Regions from separate parts of the Mus musculus genome. Here regions 1, 2 and 3 are each linked to region 4. A link is a loop called in an ENCODE intact Hi-C map of the cell type or tissue named here. Cell type or tissue: gastrocnemius. All regions are shown on one strand.

Region 1 (8,000 bases), 490 kb before region 4:
AAACTTAATTAAATTGATTAATTGATTGATTGTTTGACTGACTGACTAACTGACTGATTGTTTGTGACAAGGTCTAACTTTGTAGCCCAGTCTGACTTCAAACTTGTTATGTAGCTCTCTCTGTTCTTGAATTAACAATTCTCCTGTATTTGTCTCCTGAGTGCAAAGAATATAGGAATGCAATACTGTGCCTGATTCCCTAAGTAATCTATTTAAAGTATCTGCAGGCTATCAGAAAGCTTTAGAAAAGAAGAAAAAGAAAGCAAGGGCTGTAATTCAAATTTCAAAGACTAGAAAGAAAAATAGATTGCAAATTGGTATGATTGTCCAGGTTAGGTAGAAGCTGTCTAATACAAATGATTTAATATCACAAAAAAGAATGTTACTCCTCTTGCTAAGAAAAAATAAGTCCTTGGACTGGAGAGACAATTCAGTGGTTAAGAGCACTGACTGTTTTTCTTCCAGAGAATTCAGTTTCAATTCTTAGCACCTACATGGTGGTTCACAACCATCTATAACTCCAGTTTCCACTGGATCCAGTACCTTCTTCTGATCTCTGCTGGCACCAGGCACAAAAGTGATGTACAAATATATTATGCAGGCGAAAAAAAATCATATTCAAAAGTAAACCAAAAGAAGTCCTGGCCAAAGCCCATAAGTTATGAGAGTGAAGTTGGGAACAAGGGCCAATCAATCTTCACATCTCTTTCTCCAAAATGTAAAGGCTTTCTTCCCAGTACTCAAATGACTGCAAGACCTGTTCTCCCACATTCTCCCAAAGAGATTGATTAGTACAAATCAATATGGAATTTGGAATATTAGGAATAGACCAAAGATAGTCTATGGAAAAGGAATCATTGCCAATATCCTCATTGACAGAACCATAATGTAAGCAAGGGCACAGAAAAGCAACCAAAACAAAGGGTCCATGCTTGAGAAGACGATTTTCATTAGATATATGAGAGATATAGTAGCCAAAGGCTTTGGGAGGATGTCCAAAGCATCCAAGAGAAGACAAGGTCAGACGATCAAGGGCCAGGGCAGAGGCAAGGCTACAAAGAAAATGAATTGGAAGTTTAAGGTGGTGGGGGAGGGGCCTTACAACCTGTGCCTTTGGCATGTGGTGAACATCAGTTGAGAAGTGGCTCTTCTTGGCAGACAGGAAGTAGGTTCCTGAAGAACGATGAAAGCAAGTTTCTGTCTTTCCATCAGCAGTCCTCCTATAGTCAGCTTGAGATGTGCCAAGATTGTATATTAGCCCAAGTCAATGGGCCTGCCCTTGGTGGGGTAGAGGGTACTTGGTGTAGTCTCCCTTTCTCTCCCTTCACCCCTTTACCCACCACCAACCATTCCCTTAATCCAGCAAAAAAACATCAGAAGTAACCTGAAGCCAGGGAGCTGTGAGGCATCTGGAGAGGAGAACACATGTTTCTTTGCTCACTGTCTGTGTTCACATCTGCTTCTAGTGTTTTCCAATAAGCCCCATCTTTGAATTCACGTGAAAAAAAACATCCTCAGTGTGATGAATTTTAATTCCTCATGCTACAAAAGTTATCAGGTTTTTCACTGCAGGCTTCATCCTGTTATGGTGGCTGGAGTCTCACATGCACATGCACAAGCTTTATAAAAGCAAACCAAAACAATAATAAAGCTAAAAGAAGATAGATGAAAGCAGTCACTTATAATACTCTGTGATGGTGTAAGCATGCTTATGGGACAAGGTGGGGAGGCATTAAGAAAGCCTTCTCAGAACTAATGTGGCCTGAACCAGAAAAGTATGGAAAAATGTGCTCAGGAGACAAGCCAGGGCCAGGAATAGAGAGCAGAGATGTGTGCCAAAGCAGAGAAGATACAAAACCTGTTCAGGGGAGAAGCCAGGAGGAAGTAGACTTGAGTTAGAAGCCTGATCATGGAATGTCCAATAGACCCCTCCTCAACAAAGATAAGGTCCCTTCCCTGTGGAAGCTGAGTAATAATGAATCCTGGGCAGAAGTGTCATTGCCCTGGAAACTGTAGGAAGAGAGATAACTCAGGTGCCTCAGAGTGCTGCTGAGAAGGAAGTAGATTTGGAACTGAAGTGGGCAACAGAAGTGGGAGAAAGCATAGTTCAAGCTATAGTGTGGGTAAGAAAGGATCAATATCTGATCTTCCAGGTACCAAACTTATTAAAGCTCAAGAAGAACTTAGTTTAAATCCACAAAAGTCTTTACAGTGTGATTCATTTAGCTTCGCTCTGTGATGGATGCCACCTTAGCCATATTCACGAATTAAATAAAGCTTTATAAACCAAAGTATGATAGGTATAAAAAGTGGGCTTGGTTTATGTAAGAGCAATGTAGGTATAATGTATTAAAATCTCCTTTTGTCTTTTATTTATATTGTGTGTTAATTTTACACAGTAAGGTTCATTATGATCATGTTATGCATGTGTGTGACATACTATGACTGTGTCCCTCCCTCATCACTATGCCTCACGTCCCTTGCTCTTCCTCTTACTTTGTTTTCTAAATCACCCCACTCTGTGTTCCTGTATCTGCAAAATACAAATGCATATGAATAAAAAGCATAATGTTTCTCCTTCTGAATTCAGTTTCTCTTTTTAAATAGAACAAGCCGCACAATTTCGACTTGAGCTAATAAAGTTGAAAGCTTTGTCCGTCCTGGAAGATTTAGTAACAAAGGTGATTGATGTCTACAGGCTCATGGAAAAATGGCTTGGTAAGAGATATTTGAATGAAATGGCCAGGTAAGGTTTTCCTCAATCAAAAATAATCATACTCAATGCCAAAAATGCAAAAATTGACACGGGTGTTTAAGATATCCACAGATTTAAATTACAACACACGCGCGCACACACAAACACACTCACATACACACACACACACGTGCAGACACATGTGTCTCTGTGTATCTCTGTGTCTGTATCTCTGCCCCCGCCACCCCACCCGCACCTGTTATGAACACTCAAAATGAATACCACCATCACATTTGTGTAGAGTATTTTTCTGCCTGTCAGTGGGCTCTGCCACAATATCATTTTCACTCTGGGAGTTCAGTCTACATGGTAATATTGCATGTAATTTTAATCCAGGAGATTTCCAAATTATTTCAAATTATAATGAGTACTAGATCTAATTGTTCAATGCTCATCAGCTTAATCTACAAAAAGGACTCCAACTAGGCTATTCCACCAGTTTCAGCTTAAACTAGATTCTGCAATATGTATATTATAGGGTAGATTTGCCAAAAGTCTAGTAGTTGTTTGAGAATGGGCATCAAATTCTAAATGTTCACAGAAGCAATAATTACTATCTGTAAACAGTCTTTTTGTCTGGCTTTCTCCGCTCTCATCTTGAAAGTTTTATTGTTAAAAATCTTCAGCCCAATTGTTTAGTGCTGTTGTTCCACCTTTGAAAGTAGTAAAAAAAAAAAAAAAAATTCAAACCATTCATTTCCATCTGGTAACTTGCTACCACTGTGTATAAACAAATATTGTTGCTAGACAGCCAAGTCAATTGCAAGTAGCTTGTAGCCCTAGTCTCTGCCTGCCACGTATAAATGAAAGGGTTTCATCTGAGATCTTAGGATTTATGGGTTCCTTCCTTGTGTCTGTCCATTAAGCACAAATGGATGTTAATTCTGTGTGATATATGCAAAGTTCTCACATTTATGTTGTATCTGTCTCTACTTTCTGAATCTATAATGTGACGTACTCTGACTACAAGAAATCACACAACGTGAAGTTAAAAAGTAACTTTTAATGAGGGGTGGGGAGTTACTGTCAAGTCCCTTGGAACTCCAAATCTATTTTCCTGACCTTTCCTTTCTTCTTTATGGAAATGACTGCAGTAACCTTCCACTAGGTGGTGCACAGTCATTCTGGTCTGTGTGGAGATACCACCGTTCATTCACACAAACTCAGGTTCCAATGTACAAGAACACTCCAAACCACAAACTAATTAGCAAACACTGTATGGGAATTCACAAAGAGCACTGAGGAGTTGAGTTCAAGAGCCTTTTCGAGGACAGGAACTGATAATACTCCTGAAAGTATCAGCCCACAAATAACTGTTGCTCATCATATAAAGGGAGAATAAGTATGCGTTTCCTCATGATGTCTTCTTCATCAGATCAAGACAAGAGTTTTTCTTCATTCCATCAGTTTATACTTAATTATGTCTACTACCTAAGACACATTTAAAATTGCCTAGAGTTAGGCCATTAACTCTTACCCAAATGTGTGTGTGTGTGTGTGTGTGTGTGTGTGTGTGTGTATCCATCACCTGTGTGCTGCCCTGAAAATCATCTTAGAAGAGGGAGTAAATGTCAGTGGCTTAATTTCAAGGATAAACCACTCACAGCCACCCTGGACCATGTCAAGCACATGCTCTAGATGAGACCCTAGGACCCACTGTTACTTCCTCTAGCCATTGTAGCCCTTAAATGTAGATGCTCACAGACACGTGATCCAGCTTTGGATGTTGTACACTAGAAGCCACTCCTCTGCCAGGTGTGTCTTAAGTAACATTAAATCCTTTGACATAAAGCTAGAGAGCAAAGCAATTTTTGCTTTCTCTAGAGGTAAATAACCAAATTTGATTCACTTAAAATTTGATTCAATTTAGTAGGCTTTTTTCTCATTCAGCTTAGCATAAAATTGAACTATAATACCTTCTTAATAAGAGAATATTTTCATTTTTTATCTTTATAACTTTTTAACTTGACTTTAAAAGTTTTAAATGCCTATAGAATTGAACTTACCCTGTAATGTGTTAGCTTTTGTGTGTTTTATTAACTGTTAATCTAATAATATCTTCAATGGAGATGGCCTTGTTCATTTTTCTATTTGCAGTATACAGAAATTGACCGAATTAGCTCGCTACCACATTGAAACAGCTACAAAAATTCAAAATGAGATTTACTTAAGCCAAGAAGACTTCTATATCAATGGAGACATAAAAGTCTTCCCAGATCCTTCTCCACCAACCCGCCCACCACCAGTAGAAAGGGAAGAAAATGGTACCCTAACAATCGAACAGCTTGATAATCTTCGAGATCAGTTCTTAGACATGGCACCTAAAGGTAAGAAAGGAATTGCTGCTGGTGGGTTATAAAGATGATTAAAATTGCCCACAGTGGACATCACTTGGCCAGAAGACAACTGAGTTCTATTGGAACGCAGGGCACTGCAAGGAAACGGCACTCTGTTCTACCAAAGTTGTTTGCTATGTACTTGCTTGGTACAATATTATCTGAGTTAAGCAAGGAGAAGAGTCACGGTGACTGATAATCAGGCAGTGTAGCAGTGTGGTAGTGTGGCCAGCCCTGGTGACTCTTCTGTCTTCCTCCTCTCTTGGAGGCAATATTGGTAAATTTGATTCCATCTGACAACTGAAAAATAATCTTTATGCTTCTAAGTAGAGATGCATTAGGGATCTCAAGTTTGTGTTTCTGTCTGGGTACTGAGGGGATACTAAGAAGTAAAGGAATCCCTCATAGAATGTCCTTTTCTTTCATTGCTTCATAGATCTTGAGTAGAACCAAATGAGTTACTGGTAGGTACTTCCTAATTAATTTGCTCACATGAGTGCATAATTTTCCTCATACAAATTATTGAATCCCCTCCCATTTTATCATTACAATTCTATGCCTTCTGCTTTCCCACCAATTGTTGTCCTATGTCATTCAAACTGATGTGTATAGAACCATCATCTATAATCATTAGGGCTGTAGACTCAGTCACAAAGCAATTAAGCAATGTGTCTGTGGCCATGATCATTTTGGACTCAGCTAGTGTACTGACTAGATTTGTGTCAACTTGACACAGCTGGAGTTATCATAGAGAAAGGAGCTTCAGTTGAGGAAATGCCTCCATGAGATCCAACTGTAAGGCATTTTCTCACTTAGTGATCAAGGGGGAAAGGCCCCTTGTGGGTGGGACCATCTCTGGGCTGGTAGTCTTGGTTCTGTAAGAGAGCAGGCTGAGCAAGCCAGCCAGTAAGGAACATCTCTCTATGGCTTCTGCATCAGCTCCTGCTTTCTGACCTGCTTGAGTTCCAGTCGTGATTTCCTTTTGTGATGAACAGCAGTATGGAAGTGTAAGCTGAATAAACCCTTTCCTCCCCAACTGCTTCTTGGTCATGATGTTTGTGCAGGAATAGAAACCCTGACTAAGACAGCTAGTTTAAGGTTTGTTAATCTTATGTAGGAATTAAGTTGTCTCTTATAAATAGGCTTATTTTATTTCTCCAAATGTCCTCATTATTAGAAAATCATCTCTTTTCCCTAGAGATAGTCAGTGGGCTCTAATATAAATACAATCTCACGTTTTGAAAATTACTCACAATATTTTCAGAAATCCATAGAAAAAAACTCGTTGATAACTCTATAGTCTATAAATCTTCCTTGCTGTGGCCAATGGATGGCAAGGTGCACATGTGTTTCCTTGGGTGAACATATACACTGACATGTGGGAGCACATCAAATAGCTTGAGAAGTCATTATACCTCCAATGAGTAAAAACACACAGTGTGTCTATGGATAGATTTACTTTGCTAGTATTTGGACAAGATTAATGTGGGTGCCAACAGGTACCAAAAATCCAACTTTGTCAAAAGGCAATTCACAAATCCTGTTACCTTCTAGCAAAGCAGACTTCATCCTCTTTCCCTGAATGGATTTTACAATACCCTTTAAATTTCTATTTTATTTTATGTGTATGTATGAGTGACTGCATGTAATGTATACATATAACCATTGCATAACTAGTGCTTATGGAGACTATAGACAGGTATCAGATGCCCTGGAACTAGGGTCAGAGACAGTTGTGAGCCACCTTGCACAGCACCAGGGATTGAATCCAGGTCCTTAGGCTAAGTGCCATCTTCCTAGTCCCTACTGTCCCTTTTACCACATCATTTCATTTTGAACTTATATAAATGTTCATTTTGTTCATGCTATATTTTTTATATAAAGATGTGTGTGCAATTCTAAAATAATGCATGCTTTAAGTTAAACCTTCAGAACTATGACTGAGAGGAAATAGTCCAATTAGTAGCCTAACAGAAAGGATTTGGAAGCATTTCAGTAGGTGAAAACAGACTTTTGAAACTTATAAAGCATTCATAATTCCTTTCAAAAGGGATCCCAGTATTCATGGTGAATATTATGATACATTCTTCAATATATACTCAAAATCCAAGATTACATTCCAGCTAAGAGTTTAAAATTAAATAGCATATGACATCTAGTTGATCAGCATTTGAACTCTAAAAACGTTGGAATAAAAGTATATCCAGATATAAATTTTTCTCTGAGTATAATAAAGTACTATCATCAGACAATGATGAAGCACAAGAAAGATGTCTTGCTCACTGTTCTATTGCTGTAAATAGACACCATAACCATGGCAACATTTACAAAGGAAAGCATTTAGTTATGGCTGGCTTACAGTTTTGGAGATTTAGTTCAATAGCATCATGGCAGGGAACATGGCAGCATGCAGGCAGACATGATGCTACAGAAGTAGCTAAGAGTTTTACATCTGGATCTACAGGCATAAGGAAGAGAGGGACACTGGGCTTGGCTAGGACTTTTGAAACCTCAAAGCATACCCCCAGTGACACACTTCCTCTGATCCTTCTCAGGTAGGGCGACTTCGTGATGACTAAGCATTCACATATATGAGATTATAGGGCCACTTTTATTCAAACCACCACAAGAATTGTCAGGGAAGAAGGAAAGTAAGTAATAGCTAAAAAGTTTAAAGGATAATTGAAAGAAAACAGTTTGCTGTGGAGGCCTTTAGAGTATGATATGAAAAGTGTAATATTAAGCAGTGGAAATTTAAGAAAGAGCCCATGAGTGCAAAGTAAAGGAGAATTTTTATACAGTGATCAAGGCTGGTCCAGAAAAAAAAATATTAACGAATCTAAAGAAGCATGGAGTGAGTTAGTGACAAGGGCACAGAGGGTATTTAAATTTAAAAGAACACACTTTAA
Region 2 (8,000 bases), 1.2 Mb before region 4:
GCCTCTTTTCTGGGTGTCTCTGGGCTACTGCTTCCTTCCTCCCTTCCTTCCCCGCCTCCCTTCCTCTCTTCCCTCTCCCTTATCTTCTCCCTTCTTGCTTTCTCCCTTACCTTGATTCTATACAGCCTTAGACCAATGATCTTGTTTTTAAAATTATATTTTTATTAATTCTTTGACATTTCTATATATGCATATGATATATTTTGAATGCATTAACCCCCATTTATCTCTCTAACTCTTCCCAGATCTAGCCCTTATCGCTACCATTTCTCTCTCTGTGTCTATGTCTCTCTGTCTCTGTCTCTCTGTCTCTGTCTGTCTGTCTGTCTCTCTCTCTCTCACACACACACATACATACATACACACTCATGGACACATATATACAAAGTGTGATTTGTGCTCTTTATATACTTATGAATATCAAGCTACCCATTGGCTTCTGCTTGACATACCAGGGGCCATGCACTTAAGAACAATTTATTCTTAGTTCTTGAAGCTTCCAGCTGTTAATAGTACTTCACTTAGATGTGGGGATTTAGGAGCCCCTCACATCTCCGCGATAGACTGTTATCTGGCTTGATCTTTTGCATGTCATGGTGAAATTATGAGTATCATGGTGCTGCCATGTGTCCAAAAGACAATGTTTCATTCTAGTTTCCCTGGATCTCTGGCTCTCACAATCTTTCTATCCCTTCTCCCAAAATAGCCCCTGAGCCTTTGTGTGTGAGTTCAATGCAGATGTCCTACCTATGGCTGAACAATCTACAGATTAATGGTCTAGTATCTTGTAATTCTCCCTTTTGCTGTTTACTGACTCTCAGTCTTAGTCTCCTTTTGTATTTATGCCCTGACCTCCTTTCTTTTTTTCTTTTTCCGGGCAGGTGACCTTGTAGTTCTGCAGATTTTCACAAAGCGGTATGGTAAGAGAAAAGATAGAGGGTCATTCCACTCTGAGTGGGGAGAGCTGTTCCCACTCTCAGGCTAGAAGAAAGAAGGTAGGCAGGATGTGAGGTGGCCAACGGTATGAGATTTTTCACTTGCTTAATCTCCAGAACTCTTTGCAAGCTGATCTCCAATTCTCATGTTTGGTTGTTATGTTGAAAGGAACAGAATAATGCTGGGATTTTGTCATGATGCTGTCGGCTTGGAAGGCCAATTATAACTGATGGTATATCTTATTTTCCACCCCCCCCCCCATTTTGCCTTGGTGTTAGCAGCTCAGGGGTCTTCTATATGTTCCCCCACATTTATTCAATTTTTCACAAAGGCTCACAGGTAGGAACTTTAGCTACTCACCCATCCAGCAGATCAGGTCAGGGGAATCATGGCAAAGGGATCTGTATGAACAGGAACCACATTTCTGTACGAAATGTGTTAAGGAAGAACTTAATGGATGATCTAGTATGGTGTACCAAATGGGGCCATGGGCTGGCCAGCAAAGCATCACAGTAGCTTAGAACTGCTGAAAAGAATCTGTGTGAGCATTGTGTGGATCTACCAATATTTGGAGCATTGTTCATCCTCCAGGGAAGATTTTGTCAGGATAGTGCTTTTGGGAGTCATTGCAAAAATACAAGGTTTCTTTTGCTTGTTTTATTCTGCCATGGGTGAGGAGAAGCAAATTATGTAGAGAGAAATATTCATTAAAAAATCTCATCAATCCTAGGAGGCAGAGGCAGGCAGGTTTCTGAGTTTGAGGCCAGCCTGGTCTACAGAGTGAGTTCCAGGATAGCTAGGGCTACACAGAGAAATCCTGTCTTGAAAAACTAAGCAAGCCAAACAACCTTCTAGGGGGGAAAGGTAAGGCTGTGAAATGATGTGAAATGACAAGTAGTCAAATGTTACTTTCATGTCCCTAGAGGAAACAAAGTTTATGGACTATCTCAGTGCAATACAAGGGATATGATACAAGTCCAAGAAATGCAGACACTTGCCTATGCTGATTCCATATACACAGATAATGCATAACATCCATATAAACATATCCAGAGAGAAATACAAGCAAAGGCATAATGATGGCAATATATTGGTACACACACACACCCCATATATATACACACATATGTACACGATATACACAGAGGTTACTCATTGGTATTCACATATACACATATATTCACACAGAAGCATTTATAGCCCAGTACTATAAACAGTTGGTATGTACATTGTTACATTCAGAAGTACACATGTCCAGAAAGACATAGAAGTAGATAGGGAAACCTATGTAGATAATCACACAGCTTTTCATTTAGCTCTGAATTTTGTTTCTCTGAGTTGCACACATACTGGAAGTGGCTGCACTTCTTTCTCACCTTGTAATAGCAATCCTGTGTGTTATTTTATGGTTGTCCAAAGGTATTTTCAAATGCATTAATCCATCTGAACTATGTGAAATATAACTATCCTCCTTTGGAGAAATTAAAACCACGGAGAGACACACAAGTGGTTCAAGTCATGTAGCTGGCAACTGTAAGAACCTGGATGGCAAGTCCATCTCCAGTGCCCTCTCAGTGCCCTCTCAAAATGGGGATGGAAGAGAGGGGGTGCATGATAAGATCAGGCATTAATTTTAATGCAGAAGTGTGGCAAATAATTTAGTAGCAGCACATGACCCAGACGTCTTCCTTTCTCACAGCTGCATTGCAACAGACAGAGACAGCCTCTCCACCCCCCCCCCCCCCCCCCCCGATAAACACTTCAGGCAAGGAGAGCAAGAAGAGAGTCTCTTACCATTCAGGAGGCTGATGCTGAGGACAAGCAGCATGTAAGCAAGTGCAGATGACATGTTTTGCTTCAGGCTGGCCCTTCTTCTTGCTACAGGCAATAGATCAGAGGCTCCCTGGAAGAGAAAGCACCAGGTGACATTTGTTAAATGACAACCGCTCAGGCACATGCACCATTTACTTTTATTCTGGGTGCTTGCAACTGGTTCTTGCTCCTTGCTTAATGTGAGCGACAAAACAGTGGGAAGAGAATCTAGTAAAATGTAACATGGGATGGCTTGGCTAAGAAGCCCTGATTCACACTTGCTGGCAAAGATTTCACCACAAGAGGTCGTCAGACAACAGTGTAGAGAGTTCAGGGGAAGTCTCTTCAGGAAGACAGTTCAGGCTGTTGGCTTTTTATTTTATTTTATTATATTATTATTTTATTATTTTCTGCATTCATCTTTCCACATGATTGTTTAGCTGTCTAATAGCACATCACCCATTTATATAATATAGACTGTGCTCCCCACAGGAGAACCATTCATGGAGGGTTCTTGCTCCAGTATCCAGAGCATAAACCAGGTCAATTTATCGATCCTGCCAGATTGAGAGTGGGATGGTCAGGGTGGAGGTTCCTGTCTAAGTTCAGGCTGAGAAGGTTCAGGAACTCTCCAGGGATATGGCCATGGCTGTGAAGCAAACCTCATAATGAATTTTAGTGGCCCTCCGTGTGGCTTCTTTCTCCCTTCTGTAAAGCCCCATAACAAGAGACAATGAACAGTAATAATTCAAACCTCTTGGGTTCAGGGTATTAAGTCAATTTTGAACTTGCAGGGCTTGAGAGTTTTGAGCAATTTATTAATATTATTATTTTTACTCTTTGGAACCGTTTTCAAAGCTTCTCAAGTTCCTGCCTTTTTAAGAAAGATTTTAAAGACTTTTTTTATTAAAAAAAAAAAGACTCATTAGTCTTATTAGACTTCAGACAGTGCTCCAAAAAAACAATAGATTTTGATGAACGACATATAAATTTCCAGAAGCACATGGTTTTCATTTCCTTTTAAATTTTATTTTTAAATCAAGGGAAGAACATCTAGGAGGCAAAGTTCTCCGTCATAGACTCTTCAAGCATTGTGAAGAGATGTGTGATGAGCCCCCAGAGGCACAGAATCCATCCTCCTGATCAGGGGATGTGCTCTGTCTGCCAAATACATACCACGCAACGGACAGCTTTCTGAAGGTGTAGAACACCTGCCACTACTGCTGTGGAATCACTCAAAAATAGACATTTTAACGACACTGGAAGCTTGGGGTACGCACATACCAACAAGCGGTGCCCTTCTATCGAATGTTCTGGTTGAGAACTGAATCCAATCCATTAATGGGCTCAGCAAAGTTCTGGAGACCTTTTGCTTGCTTTGCCTAGATTCCTTGCAAATACACATCTAGGTAGCACAGTCTCAATCTAACCTACTTCTTTTAATCTCTCAGGGCCATCCTCTTTAAACCAAGTGCTCAGCAGCTTCTGATAGGTTTTAAATAATGAACTTGTTCTAACAGGCACTGGTGTGAGTTCTTCCATCACTTGAATTTTATTTTGTCTTTTTCATGGCCTCATAAGGAGACATTGGTTTCCACCAGCTCGGTTTAACAGGTACAGAGACTGAGTGTAGAGAGATTTAGTAGACTGTTATCCACACGCTGACAGGAGAGAGAGAAAGAGAGAGAGGGGGAGAGGAAGAGGGAGAGGGAGAGGGAGAGGGAGAGGGAGAGGGAGAGGGAGAGGGAGAGGGAGAGGGAGAGGGAGAGGGAGAGGGAGAGGGAGAGGGAGAGGGAGAGGGAGAGGGAGAGGGAGAGGGAGAGGGAGAGGGAGAGAGATCTGGCAAGTCCCAGAGCATCTGAGAAATCAAGAGTTGTGTGATACCTGTGACAGACAGTGAAACTGACCCTTCTATAGAGTGATACATAAGACAAGAGCAATTGACCCATGGAGAGAAAAATACCTGGTTACATGGGTAAGCAGGAGCCAGAGAGCTAGGGTAGACAGAGGTCATCAGTTATGGCTCTACTCGTTCTTAAGGGTGTCTAATGCTGTTGATCTTATTTGTGTATAACCTGGGAAGCGTTCTTCATCTTGAACATACTTTAAACTCAGCCTGGCTTGGGAGTCAGATTCTGCTTCCTGGCTGAAGGTGCTCTAAAATATCCCCGTGTTAAAACTTCCCTCCTCCTTTGGGCATCACATAAAACAACATCTGAGATCACCATGCTATAAATCACCCTTCGTGGGTGAAATCGGGAAACCTCTGCCAGACAGGTCTATGACTGTTTTGCAAATGAAATACTCAGATAGGAATCCAGGTAGGCAGAAGCCAGAGTGGATTTAGTTATTTGTTTGTATTTCCTCTTCTGCTGGTGTAGGATCAAAAATCCTTCTCATTAAAGTTGTAAAAATGCTTGGTGTTCTCATTAGATAACTTTTTTCTACATATGCTGGAATCTGGTCACACCCATGCACTTCCTAATGCCCCAAGCTGCCCGTGTCAAGGAATTAGACACATTCCCAATGCGTTTTTGACAGTGACTTCCCAACTCAATCTTCACCTTATCCTCTGGCAAGGTAACCATGATGTGGTAAGAAAACTTTCAGAGGGAAACAAAATGGCCACTCATTTTGGCTATGCTCAATGTTAACCCCGATCGCACAGTACATAGTTCTTTTGTCCTAGCATTGAGCACACCCTCTCCTGATCCACAGACAAGATTTTATGGTAATCAGACACAAGACTAAGTGAAGTTTTTTTTTTTTTTTTTATCTTTCTGAATCCATTCTTCACTGCAAGCAGATCCAGGTTGAAGGGAGCATGGCCCTCCTTATTGACTGCTTCAGTTGGGGTTGGAATACCGATGAGGACCCACAACTTTGCATGATGGTATAGTGCAACTGCTTCAAATATCTGGAGTCCAGTTAGCAAAACCTGAGCCTTTCATACTCAGCTTAAGGTCATCTTAGGGTGCACACATCCCCATCTCTCTAAGTATGACTGTGATTGACAAGTGAAAAGTCTGTCTCTGAGCAGGTTTACAGTGAGTTCCTAACTTTCATCTGCTTTGTCCATGCCCATCTGATTTGTCTTTCTCACCTCTGGATTCTCAGACTCTCTCATCACCATGCCACTTTGCATTACCTTATTCAGACTCTTCCCATGCCCCATCCTGCTGTGGCACAAATGCCAAGAAAACTAACCATTTTCCCCTAGGTATGCCTTGTGCATCAACAGTGGTCCTACTTAGACCCACTCCTTCCAGAAGCCCCTCTTTATTACTGTTCTCCATTAAACCAACCCTCTTCCATTGAGGTCAACAGCTGAGTTTGCAATCTATAGTCCGGCTCATTCTTTTGGGAACCTAGAATGACTCCTTCCTAGATGGAAAACTAGGCAGGGTCCAATGGCCTACAGTATTCCCTCCCATCCACATTGTGGAAAGCATCCCAAATAATAGGAGACAGTATTACCTTCAAGAGGTAAATAGGACAGATCTGAACTCTCACCAGATCACTGCCTGATGTTAGCTTTTCTGATGTAGTCCTTTCTGCTTATACTTCTCTGCATGCTTTGGCCCACCCACCACTGAGATTATCAATTATAAAAGTCTGAAGGAAGGCTTAACTCTCCCATGATGTGGGATTTGTTTCCATCCTTTGGTGCTAGGAGATACTTCCAGTTTTCTTCTCCATGCTGCTTTTTTTTTTCTTTTGTCACTGTGGTCTCTCTATTTGACTCAGTCTCCTTAACCCTAGAATTGTTCCCAGTAAGCTCGGCAGAATGTCTAAGGATCTTTTTAGCTCTTATAAACCTTGTCTTTGATGGACAAAGACAATTTAAGACTTACTTGAAGAAGAATAAATCTTAGGTATTTTGCAATAAGTTATCATCAAGTGAATAGCTCTATGCTTCCACCTAAGTTGCAAAAGATCACAAAGAGTAGCCCAGAAATCCAACCAGTGCCTCCTCCTGATCTCTACCCCATGCCCAACAGTACTTCCCAACTTCCTGTAATAGAATCGCATCATAAGCATTTAATGAATGTGCGTATCCAGTTTCTGTCATTCTACCTTGTTGTATGATACATTCTGGTTGTTGTATGTAGTTTCACATAATTTATTTTTGTTTTATTTCATTTATATTTTGCTGAATGTGATACTGTAATTTCTACATTAATTCTACTGTTAGGGTTGTTTTTGGTTTTTGGACAACTTTAAAAGCTGTTTGAGAATTTCATATACATATACAATACATTTTGATCAAAGATGCCCCCTTTTCCTCCCCACCAATTTATCACCAACCCTCCCTAACACTATTCCTTTCAATTCATGTGCTTTTTTAAAAACCAAACCAAACCAAACCAAACCAAACCAAACCAAACCAAACCAAACCAAACCAAACCAAACCAAACCAAACTCACTGAATCCACTTAGCGCTTGCTACCTGTACATTTAACGTTGTAGGGCAATGTGGCAGAGAACAGAGAACTTATCAGGGTAAAAACCAGACTCTCCCTCTGGTAGCACTCAAGACCCTCATAAGAAAGCCCTGCACACATAAAGCTCACCAACAATGGTTCTTTACTATAAGCACTGAGTGTACTGCCAGCCATACATTCTTCCACTAACCTAAATCCATTTCTAACATTTCTGTCTCCCAAATGTAAAAAAGCCTCCATAATTTGTAAACTAATATTAAATAAATTTATCTATTAAGTGTTATGCACTGCTAGGTACATCCTTTGGGCTCCTCTGCTCACTGGATCACCTCAATTGCCCCCAGTACTAAATGGCCAGAGGGTGAAATAACTGGGTAAGAACCTCACATGTGCCCCTTGATTCTCAGGAGTCTGACTTTTCTTTCCAATACAGAATGCTAGCATTTAATTTTGAAAACAAAAGACATAATCTTCCCAGGGGGAAGAGAAGAACAGAAGGGATTAGCTGTTTCACACCATGCTGAAGATTAAGATTGTTGTACGTTGGCTTTCAGAGCAATAACTCCAGCTAGGAATAAGGGATCTGCATTTCTTTTATTAAAATGAATCTAGCGCAAAGATGCTTACACCACAGGGTGGTAATTTATCCTCAATTAAAATTTCCAGAAGATCTGTCTCCCTGTGCACCATCCTAAGTTGGCTGCCATTTGGATAACTGCTCAGTGGTTTAGCTAGATCATCATGGTTGTGTGAAAGCTACTAGCAATAGCTATGGAGACACTTTAAAACATTCACTTCTGAGTTTGC
Region 3 (8,000 bases), 480 kb before region 4:
AAATCAATAACTCAAAAAAAAAAAAAAAAAGTTAAAGGCGCAGCCAGTCTTTGCCTCAAACACAAAAGACATTTGGCATTTTCCATACATACAAAGAGACACAAAGCAAAAAGAAGAAGAAGAAAAAGAAGAAAAGAAAAACAGGCTCATTCTCCTGTAATTCTCTAAACCTGCTTCCGTGCTTAATGCTTTTGCTTCAATACTTCAGTGGAAGCTGCTGCTTCTGGGAACTATTTCAATGCCAGCTTTCGGTGTGTTTTCTCTAAGAGTGAGCACACTGGTGACTGTAGTTATCTAGAGTTGCTATACAACCAACTCTTGTTCCTGAACAACTCATAATTCTAATTGCAGTGAGTATCTAACAGTGCCAAACTGATAGAATTTTCTTTTTAAAAAATTAATCTTTGAACAGACTTTGTCATTGAAACTGCCATCCTGTGGAATCTGAAAGTCATATGCTTAAATACCTTGGACATTGAATAACAAGGTCAAATATTAAAATGATTCCCCCGTTTCACACTAAGGTGACCATATAAATAATTCCTACGTAAACTGAAAGTACCGTTTTGCATCAGTTTGCTTCCTAATGTAGCCGTTAGAGACAAGACAAACATACCTTACAAATATCTCAATTTGTAAGTGCTTTGTTACTCTTTGCAGTTTTAATAGATTTTGTTTGTGATCCCATCTTGAATAAAATAACTGATTTACTTCTAATATCTGAAACCCAGTGTGGCATTATTTAAACCTTTATTTACAGGGACATTTTTACCCATGAAATTGTTCACCCTCACTAATACCAAATACTTCAGTAAAATTAAAACAACATAAAGTTCATCACGGAATTACCTGTGGATGGCTAATTATTTCAAAAGAATAAGGGTGGACACTTGCTACTCATAACACTACCTTACAAACCCGGAATTGTGCATGTGGTTTGAACCACTGACATTTTTAAAGGGAGAGCTGCATTTCTCTGGAGATTAGAAAAAACAATAAGGTTCATGTGGACTCTCAGACACAGGAAAAACTCAGATATAAGTGGAAACATTAGGATGCTGTGTCTAATCTAAAGAACAACTGCAAAAAAGAATGACTCTCTACGGCACACCTCCCAGATACGTGGATATATATAACTGGTCTCCCATAATTCTAAAAGGTACCACTGCTGGCTTTTTGTTTGTTCGTTGTTTTTTTTTCTTTTTTAATTTTTTTGTTTTGTTTCTCTCTTTCTAGTGCATGTGCATGCAGTTTGGAATAAGAATCTAAGTAGATGTGTCTCTTAGATATGTTAAAATATATTAGTGTACAATAGCAAGGCAGAGGGAAATACAGTGCCATTATATGGCTAACTGTCACCGTCAATGTCATTGACTTGGCCATCCAAGTCTCCCTACAGTTACAAAAGCAAGCCATCACCAACTGGAGGACAATCTGGGGAGAAGGTGCTACCTATGTTATGGCTGTCATCTTGCAGGTCTGGAATTGAAATATGAAATGTTTTGCTCATGTGTCCAATTGGATACAATAAAATTTAGTGATGCTTTTAAATTTTTTAACCTGTTTGAAACAAATATCAAAGGTTTTTGTTGTTGTTGTTATTGTTGTTGTTGTTGTTTTCAGTACAAGATTTCTCAGTGTAAAAGTCCTGGCTGTCCTGGAACTCATCCTGTGGACCAGGCTAGCCTCAAACTCAGAGATCCTCCTGACTCTGCCTCCTGAGTACTGAGATTAAAGGTGTGCACCACCACCATCATGCTGCCATAAAATTTTAACCTAAGAATTATGCAATTTTAATATTTGCTCAATTAGAAATGACTGTTATTTTTTTTCCTGGACCAAAGAAAGAGGACATTTTACAGAGATAACAAAAAGAACATCAAGAATTTTTATTTTATTTTATTTTACTTTATTTTATTTTATTTTATTTTATTTTATTTTATGTTTCTAAGGTAGCTTCTTTCTCTCTAGAGAAACACAAGACCAAGTAAGTAAGAGAGTTACTAGGCATTATTTCTGTTTTAGCAGAATAAACTGTAATTCCAGTAAAAATGGTAATAAATAAATAAATAAATAACTGTTTCACTGTGTTGTAGGCATAATCGGAAATAAAGCCTTCAGTGACATTCTGCTTGATTTGATTACCCTAAACCTTGGAACCAATAACTTCCCTAGCAGCTGGATGCACCTCAGCCAACTGGACGTAAGTTTCTGTTCTGTTTGGCATCTAAAAGGCCTTAATGCAGGTCTTACTTGATGAATCAATAGTTCTAAGGCAACCAGTTTGCAGCATTAGCAAGAAACCAATGACATTTAAATGAGTGAATGATGTCGGAAGTAAGCCATGCTATTGATGACTAACATTTAACCATTTCAGACACTGGGAGATGCAACCCAATTACAAGTGGTTTACAAATACCTTAACAAGGAACAGAAGCTGAGTTTTGAGAGTGCTTGGTTTTCATCATATTTTCATTGTCAAGACCCTAGGAAGTTTAATGTTTATATTGCACTACCCTGTTAATATGTTACTTCCCCAGACTTTAACCTTCCACTGGTTAAAAGACACCAGGCTAACTGACCTTAGTGAATTAGATGAGCAGGGTACACAAAAATCACAAATGTCAAAACAGTTGCCTGGTGTGGCTCCGTTGTTAGAATAGAAAACGAAAGTAAACCCAAGTCAGAACTGGCTCTGGCTGCCAAGGTGAAATCCCTCTTCCCTTGGCACCAAGCTCTGAAAGCCTAAGTGGGAGTAGCTTCAAGTTAGTTGGCCAAACTTCCCAGTGAGAGCCCCTATGTTCTTCCAGTTGCAGGAGATCACATCTTTATTAACAGTCAACACAGAGTTCGTGGACTGGAGGAAGTTCTTGATGGTCACAGCCATGCCGTGGCCCATGGCCCTGGAGGATGAGCTTCTGGACACCCTGCAGAGGTTTAAGGCCCTGGATGAAGCACAGACAGGCACCATCACCTACGAACAGTATAAGCAGGTAGACCAGTTCTCTTAACAAGTACCCAGCTCACTGCTGACACATCACATTTCTGGCCACTCTCGTGCTCCTAAGAAGCTCATACATAGGCAGCACAGACAGAATCAAAGTCCAGGACAGAAGTTTGGCTTCCATACCCAGGCAAAGCATTAGGAAAAAAATATTAAAGTAAAAAATTTCCTGCAGAACTAAGGGTCCCTAATAAAGTCACAAAAATCTTCATTATTTTTCTCCTGAGTTCTCAGCTAGTAATTATTCCTGTGGCTATATATTAAAACCACATGCAGGGCTTTAAATGATCCACTGCCAGGCACCCTATACTCCCAAGGAATGGGAAGGGCAGGAATGAAGAACTTGGTGGCCTTGGATGCTTCTGTTTTGCTCCTTTGGAATTGGGTTAGTGGATGGTGCGACTTGTTTTAACTGAATGAGCTTAAAATGTACATGAATATTTAAGGCAGAAAGGGTCTAACTGCTATCCACAGGAATTCTGAATATTGGAACGTGCATGAAGGAGCTCATCTAAGAAAAGTGATGGTAATCCAGAACATAATACCTGCTCATTGGAATTGGTTGGCAGAGTGTCACTGGAGGCCTGTTGTACAACAGGATTGGGGAATTTTGAATACAGAAGCTAGACTCCAAATAAAGAAATTAATTGGTCAATAGGATTATAGATAGATAGATAGATAGATAGATAGATAGATAGATAGATAGATAGATAGATAGATAGATAGATAGATAGATATTCTAGTCATCCGGTCAGGTATATGAGCATTTAATACATTTGTCCAGAATTTGAATGTTAGGATTAGTGTTATAATTCTCTAACTGACAAGGGTGCCTAGATTACTTGTCTCATCTCTACTGACTGAATGTGCCTTGTTCACCCTTCCACATCACTACAACTACAGAGGAGGGGATCACTTAGAATAGGGCTCAGACTTAGAAGCAGGGAGATGACCTGTAGCAATTTATCTCCCAAGTGTTTCATCACTGAAAGCTGACAGATCTTCCTGTCTTGCCTTGTTTATAATTAGTAGCTGACATCCTTTTGATTAGTTAGCCTAGAGCTTCCTGTGCTCACACACAAATGAAGCAACACGTGGATCCTAATGAGTTTCTCTATGGCTGATCAGGATGCTAGTTTGGCTAATTGAGCTCTGATGTATGCACTTGTCAAACAGTGGGTTAAGAATATTAGCACTGCTTACAATTTGCTATGACGACTTCATTTGAACCTGAGAACAGCAGAACAGAATATATGCTGAGTTCTGCTCTGTGTGGCTTAAGATGTTTAAGAAGTGGGCAACTGAACAAACCTTAAAGTTGTTGATTGACACAAAGTATCACATTGAACGTCTTTTACAAACAACAGAACAAATGTTGCTGGCAGCATTTCCAAAAATGCCAATCCCAAACAAGAGCCATTTATCAAAAGCAGGACTTTCTTGCAGAATGATAGACCAAATGCACTTAGGAGAACACAAGTCCTTACATGATCACTGTCTGTGTTCTGGGAATAGCTGATCATTTTCCTTTACTTCCTACTCCCAGATGCCCTAGGACACTGACACTACTGCATGCCTTTTTCAGATTTCCAACCCTTGATGGCTCACAAATACATACATACATACATACATACATACATACATACATACATACATACAAGCAAATGGGGAAAAATAAAAACCATTTCTAGAAGATTTTATATGATCTATTGAACATGTCACATTAGAGCAGTAATGCAACATAACTTTGGTGCTGAAATAGAGATTTCTGGGAAGAAGGAGATGTCTACTCTGTCTTCTGTTGTTCTGTCCCTCCCCTTTTACCAATTGCAAGTTCACAACAGCCATCTAGAAGTATGCTGATTACTGCCACTCCTAAGTTGTTCACAATCTATTCTGTGGCTAAGTAATGACCATAAAGTCTTTGTCTTCGCCTTCTGGTCCTGATGTCACTCTCACAAGCTGTCCTCTGTAGAGGTATTCTCAGACTATGGAATTGTATAATGTAGAGACATTCGGCATGTAGAACTATATACCTTTGAAGCATCAGCTAACTCATCATTTACCTGTAAGAACTCATGGTCACCATAAGTGCAATCATTCAGATGTTCAAGATCAAAAATAAGCATGGTCCAACTTCTCTAAGGAAACATGAGTAGTCTACAAGTTTTTGGTCGCATTTAGCTTAAGAATGCAAAGAACAGTTTCATGTTTTAAAGAGAAATAATCTATGAATCCAGTGAGGTGATACTCAGTTGAGTGAATGCTACATCTAACTTAAGCACATTACTACATAGCTGTGGACTTAACATTTCACATGAATAACATTTTATGGATGAGATTCTTGAGCTGTTTTGTATAATTTTGCTTGCTATGTCTTCAAGGCCATTGGGACTTCTCCACCAAGTAGCTTGCTAATAATATCACCAAGTATATTTTCCTGTCAGATACAGTATTTTTTTTTCTGTTAGTTGTGGAGTCTCTCCTTTTCACTTTAGAAAAATCCCATGCTTCACTTCTGCTGGAAACCCAGGGCTACCGTTACCATTACTGAAAGTGCTATAATCCTTGGAAGGAAGAAAAGAAAGAAGGAAGCATAGGCCTGAGTCCATGTGGGCAACCTTGTGGATCTTGGTAGTAGATACTGTTAAGGACTTGTTATGACTCTGACAGACAAGCTAGGTATAAAAGCCTTTCTCCCTCTGTCTCTGTCTCTCTGTCTGTCTCTGTCTCTCTGTCTCTCTGCCTCTCTGTCTCTCTGTCTCTGTCTCTCTCTCTCTCTCTCTCTCTCTCTGTGTGTGTGTGTGTGTGTGTATGTGTGTCAAGTGCTTAGCAGTGCATATGGAATCGAAGGTGTGCCAAGGTTTTGCTATAATCCAGTTAGGATGGTACATAAAGGAAAGAGATTAAAGAAGCCTCTGCACAGTAGTGTAATCTAAACCTGGTGTAGAAATAAATATTGACTTCTATGAGTAAAATAAGAGTGTAGAATATCCTTAGTCACAAGGAAAATATTATCTAACAACCAAGATCAGACACTGGATCTGAACAGATAATGATATGACAACCTTGAAGGTCGCAGGAATTTAGTAGGGTCACATAAAAAAATGCTGAAGCAAGTAGGAGGGAGACTGGAAACAAACAAAAAGACCAATTTTGAATTTGCTGAGTGGCCAGTACATGGGAGAGGTCATGTGGCTGTATAGCTAGGTGGTAGCAGTGGACATGGGAAGAAAAAAGAAATGGTGGAAGCATTGCCAAATGGGAATAGCAAGAAATGTCCAGGATATGAGAACTGGCAACTCTGTCACCAACAAACACACAGACCCCTCCAAAGTGTAGCCATCAGGAGCCTAGGCTGCTGTTGTAACTTCCAAGTGTCTTTCACATTCCACACACTAAAGCAGAGCTAACACCTCCATTTGGGGGCTTTTTTCTGTGTAACACGTTCTCGTTTGATGGCACCAACATGTACTTTATCACATATGAAAATCACCATAATAAAATGATGGCATTAAAACAAATGCAAATGCACATGTAATATTTCATCCAGACTCTCCAATGTACACTGTCTTTTGGAGATCACTAGGTAGAAATTAGAGCAATGTTTTAATCTTTGGTTTTAAAAGAAACTGTAATATCTCTGCAGAATATGTTATAGATATACATTATATTTTTTGTGTGTCTGTGTGTATAGGCTGGTCTATGGTTTTCAGGAGATGAAGATATAAAAATTCCAGAAAATCCCCTTGAACCCTTGCCATTCAATCGACAGGAGCATCTTATAGAGGTAATTACTCTTTCTTTTTATTCTTATCATTGATTTTTGAGATGGTTATTGTTCTGTAACTCAGGCGGGTGCCCAGCAAGTTCAGCATCCTGACCAAGCTTGAACCTTTTAGTACTGAGGTTACATGTGGCAGCCATAGTATCAGCGCTGACCATGGATAATATTTTCCGTGCTGTATGGAAATGGTGATTTTCTTTATGTTCTTCTACTTGAGATGTAAAGGTTCCTCTGGTTCCACCCTTGCTTCTTAGAGACTTGGTTGTTTTCTTGACTCTTCATTCAGGGGAGCACTCCTCATAGAGAAAGTCTAGGGGAGGAGGAATGTCAAAATGACCTCTTACCTAGGTGATTACTGGAAGCTTTCATGGACTCTCTTGGATAGCAGGGTTTTTTGTTTTTTGTTTTGTTTTTTCATCTATCTAGTAAGCCATTCTTCCAATTCTAGAATTCTTCAACATTATCCCAGTTTTAAAATAAGATTCTGTCATTTTACAATATTTACTTTGTTCACTTCCTTTGATTTTGTTAAACACAGCAAGATTTGCATGCAATATCCATAAGTACTCATGTTCATAAGTAGCTTGCTGTCCTCAGTATGGCATCAGTAACAGTATTAAGTCTACTGCTATTACCGAGGACACGATAGATATAAAGCCTTAAAATCTGAAGTCACTTTGACTTCTGTATAAATGATTGAATATATGTACACATACATGTATACGCTAATGTAGCCACATTCAGTAATACAGTAGAAAAATCTGAATTTGTGAATTTAGACAACACGCAAATTCTCTCTATATCTATATCATCTATATCGATATCTATATCTGTATCGATATCTATATCATCTCTCTCTCTCTCTATATATATATATATATATATATATCTATATATGCTGTACTTGCATATATATATATTCAATGGTTTGGTTTCCAGTTAATCATTAGCTCAAAACTGCAATGCAAAATTGGACATTACTTCTTCCTAACATTTAAGTAAGCAATCACACAGTTAAATTAAATTCAATTTTTAAGATGTTTTACTTTATTTTTGATATCACAATTATATCACTGTCCCTTTACATTCCTCCCTCTGAACCCTCCCATATACCCCTCTTTGATCTCTTTCAAAATCATACCCTCTTTTTCAATAATCATTGTTATATACATATATGTAAACACAAACATATTTCTAAATATAATTTAC
Region 4 (8,000 bases):
AGGAGTTAGCTAGAAGCAATTTGTTTTCTGCTCAGCTCTTTCTCCAGTATTTAAAAGGGGTATTTATTTGTGCTCGGCTGTCATGTGCGGACAGGAAGGAGTCTGATGGAATCTGAGTGTACTTGTGTGAGTCACCTCACAGGGCCTCTTTTCTCTCGTATATACAGCTCTTTCCGGGTACAGCACATGGACCTGTCGAACTCAGTGATAAATGTGTCGAACCTCCATAAGATTCTGTCCGAGTGCTCCAAGCTGCAGAATCTAAGCCTGGAAGGCCTGCAGCTCTCAGACCCCATTGTCAAGTGAGTGACACCTGAAGTATGTCGTGAACACAGTCGCTTTGTGTGGCAGCGTTTCTTGTATATGACCACAGTGTCCTTGTGTACGTGTCCAGAAGGACAAACCAAATAACCAGAACTGTCTAAGATATTCAAGACAGCAGACACTTGAATGCTGACCATATGCCAGAACCTACTCTAGGTGTGAGAGAGAAAAGGGGTCAACAGTATGTGGTCTGCGCCTCCTTCATGGGTGAGGCAGATAACTACAGGGCAGAGTGTTGGTTAAATGCATTGCTGGCTATGTGGCAACATTCCGGGGGAACTGATTGAATGCAAGAAGGCAGGCTTCTCAGAGTACTGACTTGCAGGCTGGCCACTGACGATATTCAGGTAGGAGATCTCCAAAGCGATAGGACAGTAGAAGCAGCCTCAGGACAACTGCTGCTGTTCTGAATGCCTCACTAGCTGCTAGTAGCTGGAGCCTACACATCAGGGAGATGAGGAGGATCATGGCTATAGAATAATGGCTTTCTGTGGAGCCTCTGGTAGTTTGCAAAGAGGCCATGAAGCATGGTGCATCATGATTCTGGGAATGGAAGGACCATGTCAGATTGCAATGTACTTAATTAATTTGCTAGTTCCGTGCATGTGAGAACATTGCACTAGTCAGATGAGAAAAGAGGAAGCCTGATAGGAAAACCGGAACAAGAGTGAGAGCCATGCCAACCTAAGCATAATTCTGAGAGCAAGCTGTAAGTTCTCGACCTTTCCCACTATGTGAAAACTGAGGCACAGAAAGGCCAGATCGATTGTCCAAGTTCACACAGTGAATCAAACCAAACCAAGAATTAACTCCAGAACAATAGCTCATCACCACTAAGGGTCCCTAAGAGGAGAGGGTGAGCCTTTTAACATAAGAGATATATATACTCACTGGTGTTTCTTGTACATTTATGCTGCAAGTTCTTTGCAAATCCCTCAGTACAATGTGTCATTTAACCTTCTTCCCAACCCCAGCAAGAAGATGCTCTCGCCAGTTTGCAGATGTGTAGCCAAAGCAAGCCACTCAGCTGTGACTAGTGAAATATAGATCTTTTTTAAAGATTTATTTATTTATTTTTATGTATATGAGTGCACACTGTAGCTGTACAGATGGTTGTGAGCCTTCATCTGGCTGTTGGGAATTGAATTTAGGACCTCTGCTCATTCCAGCCACCCCGCCACCCTACCCCACAACCCCTGCTTGCCCAGTCCCTGTTGGCTCTGGCCCAAAGATTGATTTATTGCTATATGTAAGTACACTGTAGCTGTCTTTTGACACACCAGAAGAGGGTGTCAGATCTCATTATGGGTGGTTGTGAGCTACTATGTTGTTGCTGGGATTTGAACTCAGGACCTTCAGTAGAGCAGTCAGTGCTCTTATCCACTGAGCCATCTCACCAGCCTGAAATATAGATTTTGAAGCCCATTTCTGACTACAGTTGCACACACACAGGCACACACACCAGGACTCGCCATTGATGCAATGCATTCTTCCGGCATTTCTCTTTTCTAGGACTCTTGCACAGAATGAAAACTTGGTGCGACTAAACCTTTGTGGGTGCTCTGGGTTTTCTGAATCTGCCGTGGCGACTCTGCTAAGCAGCTGCTCCAGGTAGGAAAGCTCTGAGCTGTCACAGTGAAGCTTTGCCTCTGGGTGTCTGGATGGAGTGGCTCCACATTCTTGACTTGAGCAGTGTGGTGTCTTTGCCACTCCAACTTTCAGGCTAAGCTCAGTTTGTGGGGGTGGGGGGGGGGGGGAGGTGTTACCGTTTGTAACTATGTCTCCTTAGTGATCACTAGACGTTGACTTTGAAACTCTCTTGAGGCTCTCCTAGCAGGAGAGAATGGGGAGAAAGGCATTGTTAGAGCATCCTCTGTGGGTTTTAGAGGGCATTTGTGTTGATAGCCGTCTGTGCTAACAACAATGTAGCTTTGAGGAAGAGACATTGGAGCTACAGTTTCCAACCTGCATTCTCAAACGGAGGCTGGGGCCTTTGCCCAGATGACCGGGGACCTTTCAGTGTGTAGGAGTTCAGAGAAAGAAATGCCTTTTCAAATGAACAACACCAGGAATGGTCTGTGCACGCAGCGGTCAACAGTCTGGCTTCCTGCGTTTCCCTTGTCCTGATGGACTCATGCTTCTCTTCTCACCCTTCCTTCCTGCAGACTGGATGAGCTAAATCTCTCCTGGTGCTTTGACTTCACTGAAAAGCACGTGCAAGCGGCTGTGGCACATTTACCAAACACCATCACCCAGCTGAACCTCAGCGGCTACCGAAAGAACCTCCAGAAAACAGGTTAGAGCTTCTTAGGCCAGGGCCCACCGAGGCTTTATGGTGGCCCACCAGGGCCCACCGAGGCTACCTGCTTGTCTCCCTTAGTCCGGTGTACCGGTTGTCTGGGTCTTCAGCCGAGGGACTGCTCATCAGAAGAGTTAGGCAAAGGCAAATAGCTTCTGGTCTGGGAGCAAGCTGTGAGTCCAGGGCCTAGACGGCGAGTGCTTTAAAGCTCTGTGTGTGTGTGTGTGTGTGTGTGTGTGTGTGTGTGTGTGTGTGTCTACTTGAAGACCAAGGTCAACATTGGGTGACTGACCACCTCAGTAGTTCTCCATGTTTCTTTTTTAATGTTTCCTTGTATGTGTGGGTTTTCTGCCTGTATCCCATGTGTGTGCAGAGTCTGTAGCGGTATCAGACCTTCTGCAACTAGAGTTAACAGACCCCTTGTTGTCTCGTGTGCTCTAGGAACCAAACTCCTGTCCTTTGCCAGAGCAACAAGTGCTCTCAGCCACAGCTCCGCCTTTTGAGTCCTTCTACCTTATTTTATAAGACCAGGTCTCTCAGTGACCCTGGAGCTCATTGATATTGCTAGACTGGCAGGCAAGCATCTATTTGCCCAGTCCTGAGGTTATAGGTAAATGCTATGCCGCCTAGGTTTTTGGGGGGTTTTTCGTTTTTTTGTTGTTGTTGTTGTTCTTTTTTCACAAATGCTACAAATCAAACTCAAGTACTTTACTGACTGAGCCAACTCCTCAGTCCCAGAACTGTTTTTTTGTTTTGTTTTTTGGGTTTGTTTTTGGTTTGTTGTTGTTGTTGTTGTTTTGGTGTTTTGTTTGTTTGTTTTTTCCTGGAACTCACTCTGTAGACCAGGCTGGCCTCGAACTCAGAAATCTGCCTGCCTCTGCCTCCCAAGTGCTGCTCCACCACTGCCCAGAAGAACTGGTTTTACTAAAATAAAATTACTATGCAGACCCCAATGTAAATGTAGGTAAATACAATAAAGTCAGCCCTCTCAATCTATGGGTTCTGTATCCAGATTCAACCATTAACAGATCAAAAAATAATCAGGAAAAACTACTGTATCTGTATTGAACATCTAAGAACTTTTCTCGGCATGAGTCGCTGATCAGTTGAGTGTAACACACAGCATTTACATCATATTAGATATAAGTAAGCAGACAAGAAGATGTGCATAGTGACTTCAGTGCCCTTGGATTTGAGCATCCAAAAGGGAACCTGGAGTCATTCTCCCAGGGATACAAAAGCATGCCTTGACTGAGAAGTGGCTTTTATCTAGGAGCAAGCTTTGCTTACAAAGGAATGGTTTTGACAGTCTCAGGGCAGGTGTGCTGCTGCCATCTAGTGGTCAGCAGCCAGAACTGCTGCTGAACAGCACAGAAATCCAGCAAAATTGTCAACACTGTTAGGATTGAATAATCCAACTAGAAACCTGATAAGTTAGCATTTACACCTTCAACTTTTTAATTCATCTAAAAGACAATGTGGGTGAACACAGGCGTTTCAAGTCAGGTGGGGAATAACCATAGTGTTGGTCAAGCTGACACTTGGCTGTTTTTGTGCTCTGTGTGTAACACTGAGAGTCTTAATTTGTACAGCTAAGAGGTTGCAAAAGGAATGGTGTTTGTTGTTGTTCTTGTTGTTCTTGTTACTCCATAGCTCAGCCTTGGGCTAATATTCAATCTAGCTGCATGAAGCCAAATCAATTTAGGTACTAAAATCAACCCCGCCCGGTGTCTTGAGCGTGTTATTAGCTCACCCTGGGGAGAGGTAATTTACTTATTATGTTTAAAAAGATGTGAACCAAACATCTTGAAATGCATCCTAACACTTAGGTTGTATTTGGAAACTGTTTGTCTGGGGCTTGAGAAGAAGAAAGATCTGTCAGGCTAACATAATTGGTCTTCATGAGTGGTCTGAGATCTACATTTGAACCATTGTCATTGCAGGTGCCTGTCTTCAGACAGAGAGGCAGAGTAGACCTGTAAAACTGCAGCCATGTCTTGATTTCCTATCACTCCTTATGCGGTACTTCGACATTTTTCCCTTTAAACACTTTATATTCTTATAGAATAATTATATGGCTATTCTCAGAAATCAAGATGATATAAAAATACACAGAGCAAAACAGACACACCACGAGCAGACTTCCTGAATGCTATGAATGAAGCTAGAATGGAGGGAAGAGAGTAAGGCGGAGTGGGTAGGTCGCCTGTAGCAAGAAGGGACTGCCTTTGTATAGAACGGCCAGGGAGGACCTCTGATCCTATAAACACCTGAATACATAGAGGTTTGTGGAAGGACATTCTGGTGCAAGATGTGGTGACCAAAGAGAAGACCTCTTATCTAAATGAGAAATACGTAGGCGCTTGTGGGAGAACATTCTGGAGCAAAGGACCATGGGTACAAAGGCCTTTGGTGTGGGAGCTAACCTATGAGGTGGAGCAAAGGACCATGGGTACAAAGGCCTTTGGTATGAGGTGGTAGCAGAGGTAAGGCCGCCAACACAGTAGGAAGGAGCTGTGGCTATGCTGAGCGAGGCAGTGCTGTGACCTGACCTACCCTTGAAACTATGCACTCTGGTGCCACATTGAGAAAAGGCTGGAGGTGGGGGTGTTGGGGGAGGGGCAAACAGGGAGGACAGTTAGGAAACTAGGGTGGTAATGGCTGAGGTGCTAAGAAAAAGGATCAGATCTGAGCACATTTGGGACTGGCATAACAGGATTTGGTGACAGCAGACTGGGTATGAAGAGGAAGTAACACAGTTAACTGTGATCTCATGATCTCCAAAGTTTGGCCTAAGACACTGAACCCATGACATTATCAGGTGCTGTGCAGTTTAGGACAGGGACAGAGCCAGGGCAGGAACGGACTGTTTTAGACATAAATCTGGGTGAGTGCCACATAGCCAAATCAGTATGTTGAGAAAGATTTGAAAATACAAAACTAATATAGAGGAAATGTGACCACAGATACATCTATGAGAGTAATCACTCAAACATTACGTGGAGGTATCTATTTTAAATCAGTTACATTTTAAAAATTTGTTTTCCATTTAAAAAGTACCTCAGTTTATGTCACTGTCACCCTCCTACAATTTCTGCACAGTGTATAATCCCAGTGCTCGCTCTAGTGGCAGGCAGGTCACAGCCTGGCATGGTCCCTTCAACCCTTTCCTTTTCTCTACTTGTAGGAGGTTGTGTGTTTTGGTGAAGATTACAGTGCACTTTGTGTGTATTTTGTTTTGTTTTTCATGCAAAACCTTTCCTGGCATTTGTTTTCCACTTACTTGTTTTGGAAAGCGGAGGCTCTCAGGGAATGTATCATGGCCAATGCATGATGATCAGAGGCCTTGCTGGAGTCTGTTTCTCCTTCCACACCGCACTTGTGAGGCCTGATGGCTAGTGCTTCTGCTGAGAGCATCTAGGCAGCTATTTCACTAGTATCTCTTGCTCCACCCTTCTGCAGATGTTTATGCTCTTGATGTATTGTTTATCCTTTTTATGTTTTTTTTTTGTTTGTTTTTTTCGAGACAGGTTTTCTCTGTTTAGCCCTGGCTGTCCTGGAACTCACTTTGTAGACCAGGCTGGCCTCGAACTCAGAGATCCGCCTGCCTCTGCCTCCCAAGTGCTGGGATTAAAGGCACGTGCCACCACCACCCGGCCCGTATTGTTTATCCTTAAGACTATTAATCTATTTAGCTTATGTCAAACACACCATTTTTCCGACACTTCTATATGATTAGCATGGCAGAGCTTTGTTTTATTTTTGAGGCAGAGTGTGACTATCTAGCTCTGGTTGGCCTAGAACTGGCTATGTAGTCTAGACTGGTCCACCGTATGCAGCAGTTCTTCAGCCTCTGCCTCTCTGCCCTGGGATTACAGGTGGCTTTTCTTTGTGTGGACACTCTCTACCTAACCCGAGAGTCCGCAAGTAATTCATTGAAAGTTGCATTTATAACCCAAACATATATGGAATTTACTGGGTTGTAATCTGAGTTGGAAACTCATTCTTACAGTTATGGCAGGACAATTTTTTAATAAGTGTCCATGATTCCCCTCACTGAGCTGAAGAGACCTCCTGGTAAGCTGCTGTTTGCCTTTATGGACTGGCATTTGGTTCTATTGGGGTTTGTCTTTCTGTTTTCTGTTATGAATTGGGATTTCCTGGTCTTTCCAGCCAGTTACTTTGCTACATAAAGAGTTGTAATCCAGGGGTTCCCACAGTTCCTTTAACATTTACGGCAGATTCCCAGGTGCTCTCCTGGATGCCCTCGGCAGGAAACTTCTATGTTGGGACAGTCCTGTGTAATGTCAAACTTCTCTATCTGCCTGCCTCAGATGCCCCATACGTCCTCCTCCTGCCTTGTTTAACAGTGACCATGACCATGACATCTGTTTGCCTTTTTCTAGATCTTTGTACCATAATTAAACGATGCCCCAACCTCATCCGCCTCGACTTAAGGTACTGTTTTAGATCAAACTTTGGAGTACATTGGCTGTTTGTGAACTGGGGGAGGACCTAAAGCAGGGATTAAGCAGCAGTACTCTCGACCATCATGGTTTGACTCTTCCTTTCGGTTGCAGTGACAGTATCATGCTAAAGAATGACTGCTTTCCAGAATTTTTTCAACTCAACTACCTCCAACACCTCTCGCTCAGCCGGTGCTATGATATAATACCTGATACTCTACTGTAAGTATGATTTACATTTACGCTGGTGAAAAAGCACAGGCCAAAACTCGGTAGTAAAATCCATCTTTAGATGGATGAATACATGTTCAAAGCATGAACATTGATATTGATGTGCCACAAAATGCCCAGGAAAGAATATCGAAATAGTTCACAGAATGTCCAGTAATCCTGAATCGACTAAGCTTATTAACTAACTAACAGCTACTGTCTTAGAATGCTATCCTAGTGTCTGTGAAGGAGGCTTTTTCCTCTGGGGCACCCACAGAGAGCACGGAAGGCATGCCCAATGTGAGTGGGAAACATCTCCCATTCATTTTTAAAGCTCACAGGGAATTCCTGTAATCTAATGATGGGCATCTCGGATCGTAAGAAGAGGTGAGAAGAACTGGTCTATGAGAGCCTGATGTTATCTGAAAAGAGGGCATCTTATGTAGGTCCATGAAAGTTAAGAATCTCATGCAGGCATTGCTTACTTCATTCCAAAGTCTTCCTTACACCAAATAAAAGTGTACAGCAGTTTCACTGCAAACCACTAGGGCTTAGAACCTTGCACTCTCCCGGGTATACTGCAGAAGAGTCATCTGGCTTAGAGGAGAGTATGGTACTATTTATCCTACTATCAGAATGCCAGTTTTTAATTCTTCCTACCTAGAAATGGTGAATTTAAAAACAAATTATTTCTCAAATGA

The links. Peaks named below come from ENCODE experiments on the same cell type or tissue, not always from the same donor. Only the 100,000 strongest peaks of a DNase experiment are listed, where the experiment ranks them.
Region 1: a loop joins it to region 4, with 10 times the contacts of the local background. A loop is called at or near these places in 6 of 42 quality-filtered maps.
Region 2: a loop joins it to region 4, with 14 times the contacts of the local background. A loop is called at or near these places in 3 of 42 quality-filtered maps.
Region 3: it touches region 4 in a loop (3-fold over the local background); 6 of 42 quality-filtered maps call a loop at or near these places.

Annotation. Positions count from the first base shown.
Region 1 is chr15:9,604,255-9,612,254 of GRCm38, reverse strand. It overlaps Spef2 (sperm flagellar 2), which reads left to right. Exons shown (of 37, transcript NM_001305042.1): 29 at 2,608-2,746; 30 at 4,853-5,082. Among named protein-coding and RNA genes, the nearest start is that of Il7r, 78 kb to the right of the region's middle. In gastrocnemius, a CTCF peak has its summit at 3,849 (motif pointing right); no DNase peak of the experiment used is centred here.
Region 2 is chr15:10,309,004-10,317,003 of GRCm38, reverse strand. Prlr (prolactin receptor) reads right to left here. Exons shown (of 10, transcript NM_011169.5): 3 at 2,731-2,839. The coding sequence starts at 2,785. Among named protein-coding and RNA genes, the nearest start is that of Gm41269, 45 kb to the left of the region's middle. In gastrocnemius, a CTCF peak has its summit at 3,049 (motif pointing right); DNase peaks (open chromatin) are centred at 3,036 and 3,363.
Region 3 is chr15:9,591,506-9,599,505 of GRCm38, reverse strand. Spef2 (sperm flagellar 2) reads left to right here. Exons shown (of 37, transcript NM_001305042.1): 31 at 2,097-2,203; 32 at 2,811-2,993; 33 at 6,702-6,794. Among named protein-coding and RNA genes, the nearest start is that of Il7r, 66 kb to the right of the region's middle. In gastrocnemius, no CTCF peak of the experiment used is centred here; no DNase peak of the experiment used is centred here; H3K4me3 peaks cover 780 bases.
Region 4 is chr15:9,116,172-9,124,171 of GRCm38, reverse strand. Skp2 (S-phase kinase-associated protein 2) reads left to right here. Exons shown (of 10, transcript NM_013787.3): 5 at 168-302; 6 at 1,837-1,935; 7 at 2,490-2,620; 8 at 7,030-7,081; 9 at 7,204-7,311. Among named protein-coding and RNA genes, the nearest start is that of Skp2, 20 kb to the left of the region's middle. In gastrocnemius, no CTCF peak of the experiment used is centred here; a DNase peak (open chromatin) is centred at 3,954.